2 separate regions of the Homo sapiens genome follow, and region 1 is linked to region 2. The links are chromatin contacts, found by POLR2A ChIA-PET in ENCODE. All regions are on one chromosome and are shown on one strand. Each heading gives the region's core, a stretch centred on a gene start or an enhancer-like site at or near the end of the contact. The rest is flanking DNA. Distances are from core to core; before and after follow the strand shown. Region 1 holds the start of MIR181A2HG (MIR181A2 host gene). Region 2 overlaps KLF9-DT (KLF9 divergent transcript).

Region 1 (4,290 bases), core at 113-2,612, about 54 Mb after region 2:
CCTTACCACAACTTAGAAAAAAAAAAGATTGTCTTGTGGCTTACAAAAAGCAAGAGAGTGCTCATCTCCTCTTCTTTCGAACATTCTTATATCTAATAGTGCATCAAAACAGCTTTTCTCGGGTTAAGACAAGAGAATAATTCTGGGGTAGTCCTCATATGGAAGGTGCTGCATAATATAGTCAACATCTAAAAAATTCCAAGTACAAACATCCAAACCCAAAATTTACAGCAAAAGAGACAGATGGAATTATTTCAACAACTGTGAGAAAGGCAAGAAATAAACAGAACTATTGGTATGTTTAAGTATCAATTTAGGACTCTATAAGCTAATTTCTAAAGAGACAAGAAAGTCCACGGAAAAAAATGATTGGTCCATGTAGAGTAGATTTCATATATCAGAGTCAAGGTCTCACAAAACAACTTTACTGTTTTGAAACTTTAAAGAAGTGTCAACTTGCATTAAATAAACAAAGCAACTGCCATGTACTAAACAAAAATGTCACAAATGACAGTCCTGTATAATGACCTGGTTTCCCAGTGGCTCAGAAAGATGGAAAATAAACCCCAAGGACCCTAGTTCAGACAGACTGAAGAGAGCAGACCGTGGCTGTCTTGCATGATTAAAGGCTATGTCACAGCTCAGTAGGGTCCATGCTTTCATAGCTTCCCCCCCCCAGCAACCCCTAATGTGACTAGGACTGGGACAAGAGTGACAGTCTCACAAAGGGGATAAAAAGACATAAAGCTTCTTCCTCATACATCCAAACACTCCAGAATCTAAAACTTCACTTCTCTGTTGTCCATCTATCCAATTTTCATTAAGAGCAATTTATATCATATAGAGGCTTCAAAGTCAAATATGCCACTTTTATTTTTACCTTATCAAACCTATAAAATCAAGACCAAGGGTTGGTCTGGATATGAAGCTTGGTTAGGATCACAATAAATTTTCAAATCAAATAATTGGTTTCAGTTAGAGCCAAGTTTATCAACAATAGGGTGATTTAGGATTCAGGAAAAATCGGCTGCCTATTTGTATTTCAGAAAGACTAGTATTTCTTCTGACACAAGTAGAGAGGTGTAAGCAACCTCTGGGTGGGTAATGCCACCAAACAAAAGCAACACCTTCAAAGTCTCTCAGTGACTAGAGGCAGCCAGACACTCAAACTGCCAGTCCTGAATTACGGCCTCTGAATGGTGAGGGCTTCACATTTCACCGATCAGGGCACAGCCCAATCAGAAGACAAACCCCTGCACTGCCAGGGACCAGCAAATCCGCTTTCTTCCAGTGTGCACATGACTAAATGTGCTTCTGTCCATCATCTGGGTCATATATAGTTCAATGCGAGCTGAGCAGACAGGGCTGCAAGGAAATCTGGCGCGGTTCAATACCTCGTCTAGCCTGGGTTCCAGTATCTAATTTTTTTTTTGTTTTAACTGACAAACTCATTTCTCTACTGGGACAGGATGCTGTGCTGGCTGGAAGTTCCATTTCTACAGCAAGAATCCTATCTGGAAACACAGAAGTTGTCCTCTAGCCACAGCAGCTCGAACTTTTTTGATTGTCGTTGCTGCTTTCTCCCATCACCCCCATCCCCTTTTGACAAAGATCCAACTGTAAAAAGTCTTACGTAACAGTTCAGGACTACTTCGGTTCTTTTACTGGGTAAGCACTTTCAATTTTTTTTTTTTAACTAAAAGCCATTTTAAAATTGAATCTGTTGAGGGGCTTGACTAAAATCTTTTAAGTAATTTGTGTAATGGAATACTGTCAGTGGATTTTTTCGTCTCATTTCTGCACGTGCTCCTTTGTTCTCAGAACAGAAGCTTTTTATACACATCCCATAACGCAGCTGGAGAGAGTTATGAAGTCAGTTATTATAAGGAACACAAAGGTTGCTTTCCATTCTTTGCCTTTAGATAATTAATTTTTTTGTTTTCTTAAAATGGAGTATTTAAAGAAGGAAGAAATTCACAAGAAATAAACTGTTGGAGAATTTAGAAAAGTTTGAAGTTTTTACCACCTTTTCTATCTCTAGTTTTGTGTGGCCAAACACTTGTGCCGCCTGGGGCGGTGGGGGTAGAGGCAAGCATAGACAGAGAGGAACTAAGCCAGACATGGACAAAGGCACGAGCCAAAACCAGACAGTCCTGGCCGTTCGATAGGCCAGCAGTGGGTGAGACAGGTCAGCCAGCTGCAGGGGCGGGAGCGGGGGGGCGGGTAGGGACATGGATGTGTGAGGTGCTCATGCGTGCGATCGTGACTAGATTCTGAAACTGCCAGCCATTTTCCCAGCTCCGCTTTGTGCAATCTAAAGGAATGCATCCCCTCTGAAGCAGTCTTGCCAGAGCCTAGTGAGGGAGAGAAGTATGGTAAATACCACAACATATGGAATCAGAAAATACCGGGAACTGGAGTGGGCAAGGGGGAATGCAGAGGGTGTGGAAATTTTTTAGTGATCTGGAATGTGTTGAGTGACAGGAAGTGCCCCAAGCTTCTCCCCCACCAACTCTTCTCAGTCGCGCCTGCTTTTGTCTAACTCTTGTAATCTACACACTACTGCTTACAAAGCTGTCTGAGTTTAAGACAAAAAGAAACCTAAAAGTCTCCTTACTTCATAGTACCTGTGATATGGAAGGAATGTAAAAGCATGACCCTTTAAGCCTATGGACATTTTTTCAGGTATACAGGAGAAAGATAAAATAATTTTCCACAGAAAAATGAGAATTATGAATTATATAGTTCAGGTTCCAAATCTAATTTTTAAAAGAATTCTGATTCTGCTACACTTTACAAATGCTTAGGTTGGTTCCTAATTTGAAGCAGACTTGTTTTATTTGGTTAATGCATTGCATTTGAACTTGTTTCTATTTTCTTTGCATAAATTTGGACTTTGGGAGAAAAATGCAAAGTAATAAGTAGAATGCACTTGGGGGAAAAAAGGAGGATTTTTCCCTTCATGGGTTGGAAAGTATTTTAAAGGGTTGTTTTCTTGAAAAAACAAGCTCTCTCTTACTTTCTGCATCTATGCTATAAAGATAACTATGCTATAATAAATGTAAGGTAGAAAACTTTAAAGAGAAAATAACAGTGTTCTAAGTGAAAAGCTACTTAGCATTTTCCCAAACTTACACATTATCAACAGAAACACTAAAAATTAAGAGAAAAGCAGCCAACTAATTAAATAGCTAGCCTTATTTTGGGGGTATGGGATAGAAAATTAAGTGTGAATAAAATGATACTTGGGAATGTTTCTCCCTCGTACCACAAAGGATGTTAGTGGTCAGCCTACGAGTTAATCCTTCCTAGCATGGCTCTGAGCCTTCATGCCGAGCAGACGTTATTCACATGACGATTCGAAAAGTCCATTCATATATCTCGCTACCTGGATTTGAATAGAAACCAGACAGCAATTCTTTAGTTCCAGCCACCATTCGCCCCACTGGACAATAGCGATTTGTTAGCACAGAGTCACAGGCTGTGGGACACAAAGCTTGGAGCTGCAGAAAGATGGGGGATTCAGAGAACAGGAAATTACAGGCTCGATGCACTCCTGGCAGCTCTGAGAATACAAAAAAAAAAAAAAAAAAAAGGCAACACAGAGATGCCATGTTTAAGAGCTACTTCTAGCTTTTTTAACCACCTCCAATGTCATAAAAGCTCTATTGTTGGAGTACATAAAGTCACGAGTCCCATGTGCTCGCTTTTCTCACTACAGGGAACTTCATTCAATGCCCTTGGCACAGTAAGAAATATCAAAAGCATCCAGAGTTGATTAGCTGTACACTCTGGTAGAAAGGAGAGCATTTTATAAATAAAATGTCAGGAAAAAAATACGCTTAGTAACACAAGTGACATGTAATAAAATTAGTATCTTTTTAAAATTCCAAAAGAAAATAATTAAATACATCAAAACTCGAGGGACATTAATTTCTCTCCAAAATATCACATAAAATCTATTATTTAATTCCATCAAAAGTTTCTTTAGAATATATATACCAATTTAGAGGCTAGCATTATACAGAAAACTTCCGAGTTCTGGGTTGTATTTTCCAAAACAAAGAATTAAAATCAAAGCCCCAAGAATTTATTCTGGAATACTAGAAAAAAAAACTACACTTTATTATCAAATTAGTGTAGCTCCCTGGCTAAATCAGAAATTGCCTCTACTTCCTTAAGACCTAAAAAATAAATTTAATGGATATTCTAAGTGAATGAGGGAGAGATACTTCTCCAATCTCAAGAAACGAGCAGGGGGAAACAGTACATGGATTCTTGTCCAGGCCC
Region 2 (4,277 bases), core at 1,617-4,116:
ATTAAATAGTCATGTTTGTGTTTTTGAAATATTATCCTGGAAACCATATGGAGGGCAAATACGCAGAGGGCAAGAATAAAATCAGGACACATATTAGGAGATCAAGAAAGAGAGGCTAGAGGCTGGGCCATGGGATGGAACTGATGTCTGTCTGGATGTGGGCAGTGTGTGCAGTGTGTGTGAGAGGAAGGTTTTTTTTTTTTTTTTCCCAAGATATAGGGTCTTGTCTCACTCTGGTGTCTTGGCTGGAGTGCAGTGGCACAATCATAGCTCACTGCAGTCTCGACCTTCTAGGCTCAGAGGATCCTCCTGCTTCGGCCTCCCATGTAGCTGGGATTATAGACATGCACCAACATGCCTGGCTAATTTTTTTTATTTCATTTCATTTTTGTAAAGATGGGGTCTTGCTTTGTTGCTCAGGCTGGTCTTCAACTATTGGACTCAAGTGATCCTCCTGCCTCAGCCTCCCAAAGAGCTGGGATTACAGGCATGAGCCACTGCATTTGGCCAAGGATTATTCTTGGTTTTCTGCCTCAGATAAACTAGAGAAATACCAGTTTCTCCCTTTCCCCGCCCTCCCCCAAGTCCGCCTCAGTTGGACTGAGGTGGAATCCAGCTATCTGCTTTTATAACACCCAAATACATTTAGAGTAGAGTTTATTATTTTTTTTCACAGAATAGTTTTTATTTTTTTAAAAATTTATTTTTATTGAAGTAAAATACACATATATGATTTACCATCTTTACCATTTTTAAGTGTTCAGTTTAGTGGTAATAAATACATTTATATTGCAAAAGTTTATTTTTAAGTATTTCTTATGGAGGCCTCTAAGAACTCACTGTATCTTAAAGTGTGTTCCTAAACCACCTGCTCAGAAGTTATCTCACATGACTTTTATTATTATTATTACTTTTTGCAAATCCCAAGAACCTGCGAATTATATGACTTTTATAAAAGCAGATAGCTGCATCCCACCCCAGCCCAACTGAGGCAGACTTGGGGGAGGTGAAGGAAAGGGGGAAAGTGGTATTTTTGGAACTTACTAAGGCAGAAAACCAAGAATGATCCTTGGCCAGACACGGAGGCTCATGCTTGTAATCCCAGCACTTTAGGAGACTGAGGCAGGAGGATCACTTGAGCCCAGGAGTTCGAGAGCAGCCTGGGCAACACAGTGAGACCTTGACTCTATACAACAAACAAAAAACACCCCAGTTCAGAAATGGGGAACATCACCAGCATCCCCTGGAAGCCCCATCTATGTCTCTTGTTGGTCACTACCTTTTTTCCTGTCCCCTGGCCTGCCCCCAGCAGAACCACAATGAGGATTTTTTATTTTTTATTTTGTTTTGAGATGGAGTCTCACTCTGTTGCCCAGGCTGGAGTGCAGTGACACGATCTTAGCTCACTGCAACCTCTGCCTCCCAGGTTCAAGTGATTCTCCTGCCTCAGCCTCCAGAGTAGCTGGGACTACAGACATGTGCCACCACGCCCGGCTAATTTTTGTATTTTTAGTGGAGATGGGGTTTCACCATATTGGTCAGGCTGATATGGAACTCCTGACCTCAGGTGATTCACCCGCCTCAGCCTCCTACAGTGCTGGGATTACAGGCATGAGCCACCGTGCCTGGCCCACAGTGAGGATTAAAAAAAAAAATTGAAAATGTAGGCTGGCATGGCACGCCTGTAATCCCAGCTACTCGGGAGGCTGAGGCAGGAGAATTGCTTGAACCTGGAAGGCGGAGGTTGCAGTGCTGCTAAGATCATGCCATTGCACTCCAGCCTGGATGACAGAGTGAGACCCTGTCTCAATAATAATAATAATAAAATAAAGTTAAAAAATTGCAAATGTATATGAAATAAAATCAAATCTTCCTTTATTTCTCTCTTTCCAATTTAGATTATTTTTTCCTCACCTTCCTAATATGGTCAAGTGTAGGAATCCTAAAACAGTCTTTATTTCAATATACACAGTAGTAACAAAATGTGATTTGGGCTGTCCTTAGCTTTAATTGTGTCTATATAAACTAAGCTGTGGTGGTTTATCAATCACTTCTGTAGCTTTTTGTAGCTTTTACAGCTGTGAGCTTAGAGAAAGTCCATTTATCTTAAGAGAAGTATTTGCTTTTTTGTAAACAGTGGTGCGTATATCCTGAACCATTTAATGGGAGGAAGGAGAAGAGAAAAGGCTAAATTGTAGAGCCTGGAAGTTTAATGTTGACTTATTTAGGTTCTGGGAGTCATTAGAGGCTTGAAGAGCTGTTTAGCAGGCCCTCTTTTGGAAGCTGCTGTTTTTAACAGGCTGTTAGAGTTGCGGGCTCTGGCCTTACCTTATACATGCAACACTTTCATTTGTGGAAGAAAGGAGTTGTGTGGAGAGAGGGCCTGCTTGGATGAAAGACTGGATGACCCAGATGTCTGGTCAGGTAGAGTGAGCGGTGTTAGGAGAGTTTGGTTGGACGATGTTAGGTGTTAGGAAGATTTGGAAAGGCTGGAGAATTGGCAGGAAGGCAGCAGCCTCCCACCTCTGCCATCCTGAAGGCACGCTGGGCCCCACCTCTCCCAGTTCATGTCAAGGTTTACAAGGGTCAGTGTGTTTGTGCTGTACTTGGCATTTTCACAAATTACTCTGTAGTTGTTTTTATTATTTTTATTCCAACTGTTGCTCCGGGGACTTTCTGGCAGCCAGGACTTCCAGGCCAGCTTGGAATCCCTTGCTAATTGACTCAAGCCATGAAAAGGTGCCATCAAGGCTGCTTTGAACTCTTGCCTGTTCTAGCGCTGGACAAATCCCAGGCATGCACCATAGGAAAAGCAATAATGAGACTCACACCTCCAAGTTTACAGTGCAAAACTTTGCCTGTTCAGGTGTTAAGCGCAGGGGTGAGGTGCAAGCCCAGTGGAACCAGGTTGGAAGAGTAAACAGACCTTGAGAATGTGCTTCCTCCTGGGTCCTAAGCAAGGAAGCCAGACTAGGGAGGAGGGTTCACAGCATTTCCATCAAAGCCTGCAGTTAATAGCGTCAAGTTGACCCAAATAAATTCACAGATATCTGTTATTCCCTGTGTTTTCACTTCACACCAGTTCTCCACAGATGCGACTCAGCTTGGGGGAAACTTGCCAAGAGGTCTCAGTGAGATTTTTCCTGTGAAGCTATTAGTTTTACGCCACTTCATAGAGAGAAGAATATAAAAGTAACCTTAAGAAGGTCTAGGGTGAAGGGGTACCATTATCAGGATGTAACTGATGTGTATTGCCACTGAAACATTTTCTGGTTTCATATTATTTAAAAGCTATGGCAAAGGCACCGTCAACGGAACAAAATACTTATTGACTTTTGTGAAACATCCCCTGATAGTAGAGTTTTAAAAAAGTGTTATAGCAACTGTTGTGTGAAATTGACTCTTATCTCCTCCAGTATAAGGTATAATCAGACTATCTTTCATTGATAAATTTTAATACTTTAACATGGACCTAAATCCAAGCATACCCCTTAAAGTTATATCTTAAAGAAGGGTGTCTAGGCCAGGCATGTTGGCTCATGCCTATAATCCCAGTGTGTTGGGAGGCTGAGGAGAGAGGATTGCATGATGCCGTGAGTTCAAGACCAGCCTGGCTAACATGGTGAGACCCTTTCTCAGCAAAAAAAGAAATTTAAAATAAAAAGAAGGTGGTCTATTAGGTTTTTATTAGTTTAGCAGGAGAGATGAGTCAGTTGAAATCAGAAAACAGTGTGTTCACAAGGCTTGGAAAGATTGTCTCAAAATGTAATCCTGGTACAGGGTGTGGTGGGTGGGGAGCCATGGCAGATGGAAGCAAAAGCCATAAATTAAAACAGATTTAAGAGACTTATCAACTAAATGCAAGTGTAGACCTTGTTTGGATCCTGATTTGAACAAGCCAACTATAAAACAAACACAACATGAGATACTTAGGTGTGAACCCAAAAGTATCTGAGACAGGTCTCAGTTGATTTACAAAGTTTATTTTGCCAAAATTAAGGGCACGCCCATGACACAGCCTCAGGAAGTCCTGAGGACATGTGCCCATGGTGGTCGGGGTACAGCTAGCTTTTATGCATTTAGGGAAACACGATACATCCATCAATACCTGTGAAGATTTACATTGGTTTGATCTGGAAGGGCAGGACAGCTCAAAGTAGGGGGCCTTCCAGGTCATAAGTAGATTTTATTTATTTTTGAGATGGAGTCTCGCTCTGTTGCCTAGGCTGGAGTGCAGTGGTACAATCTTGGCTTACTGCAACCTATGCCTCCTGAGT

Evidence for each region. ChIA-PET counts read pairs that join two places held with the same protein, here RNA polymerase II (POLR2A).
Region 1: POLR2A ChIA-PET joins it to region 2 with 15 read pairs in IMR-90. The contact joins the promoter of MIR181A2HG here to the enhancer-like site in region 2. POLR2A ChIA-PET finds 5 or more read pairs at or near these places in 2 of 52 experiments (GM10248 and IMR-90).

What each region holds. Positions count from the first base shown.
Region 1 is chr9:124,657,074-124,661,363 of GRCh38, forward strand. It overlaps MIR181A2HG (MIR181A2 host gene), which reads left to right and starts at 1,363. Exons shown (of 2, transcript NR_038975.1): 1 at 1,363-1,668. All of the region lies in intron 2 of NR6A1 (nuclear receptor subfamily 6 group A member 1), which reads right to left. RefSeq lists enhancers at 1,410-1,529, 2,351-2,400.
Region 2 is chr9:70,453,630-70,457,906 of GRCh38, forward strand. All of the region lies in intron 1 of KLF9-DT (KLF9 divergent transcript), which reads left to right. Among named protein-coding and RNA genes, the nearest start is that of KLF9, 41 kb to the left of the region's middle. Within about 2 kb of position 2,867, at least 2 of the 41 ENCODE cell types and tissues checked have a DNase peak (open chromatin) inside an H3K27ac peak, as active enhancers do.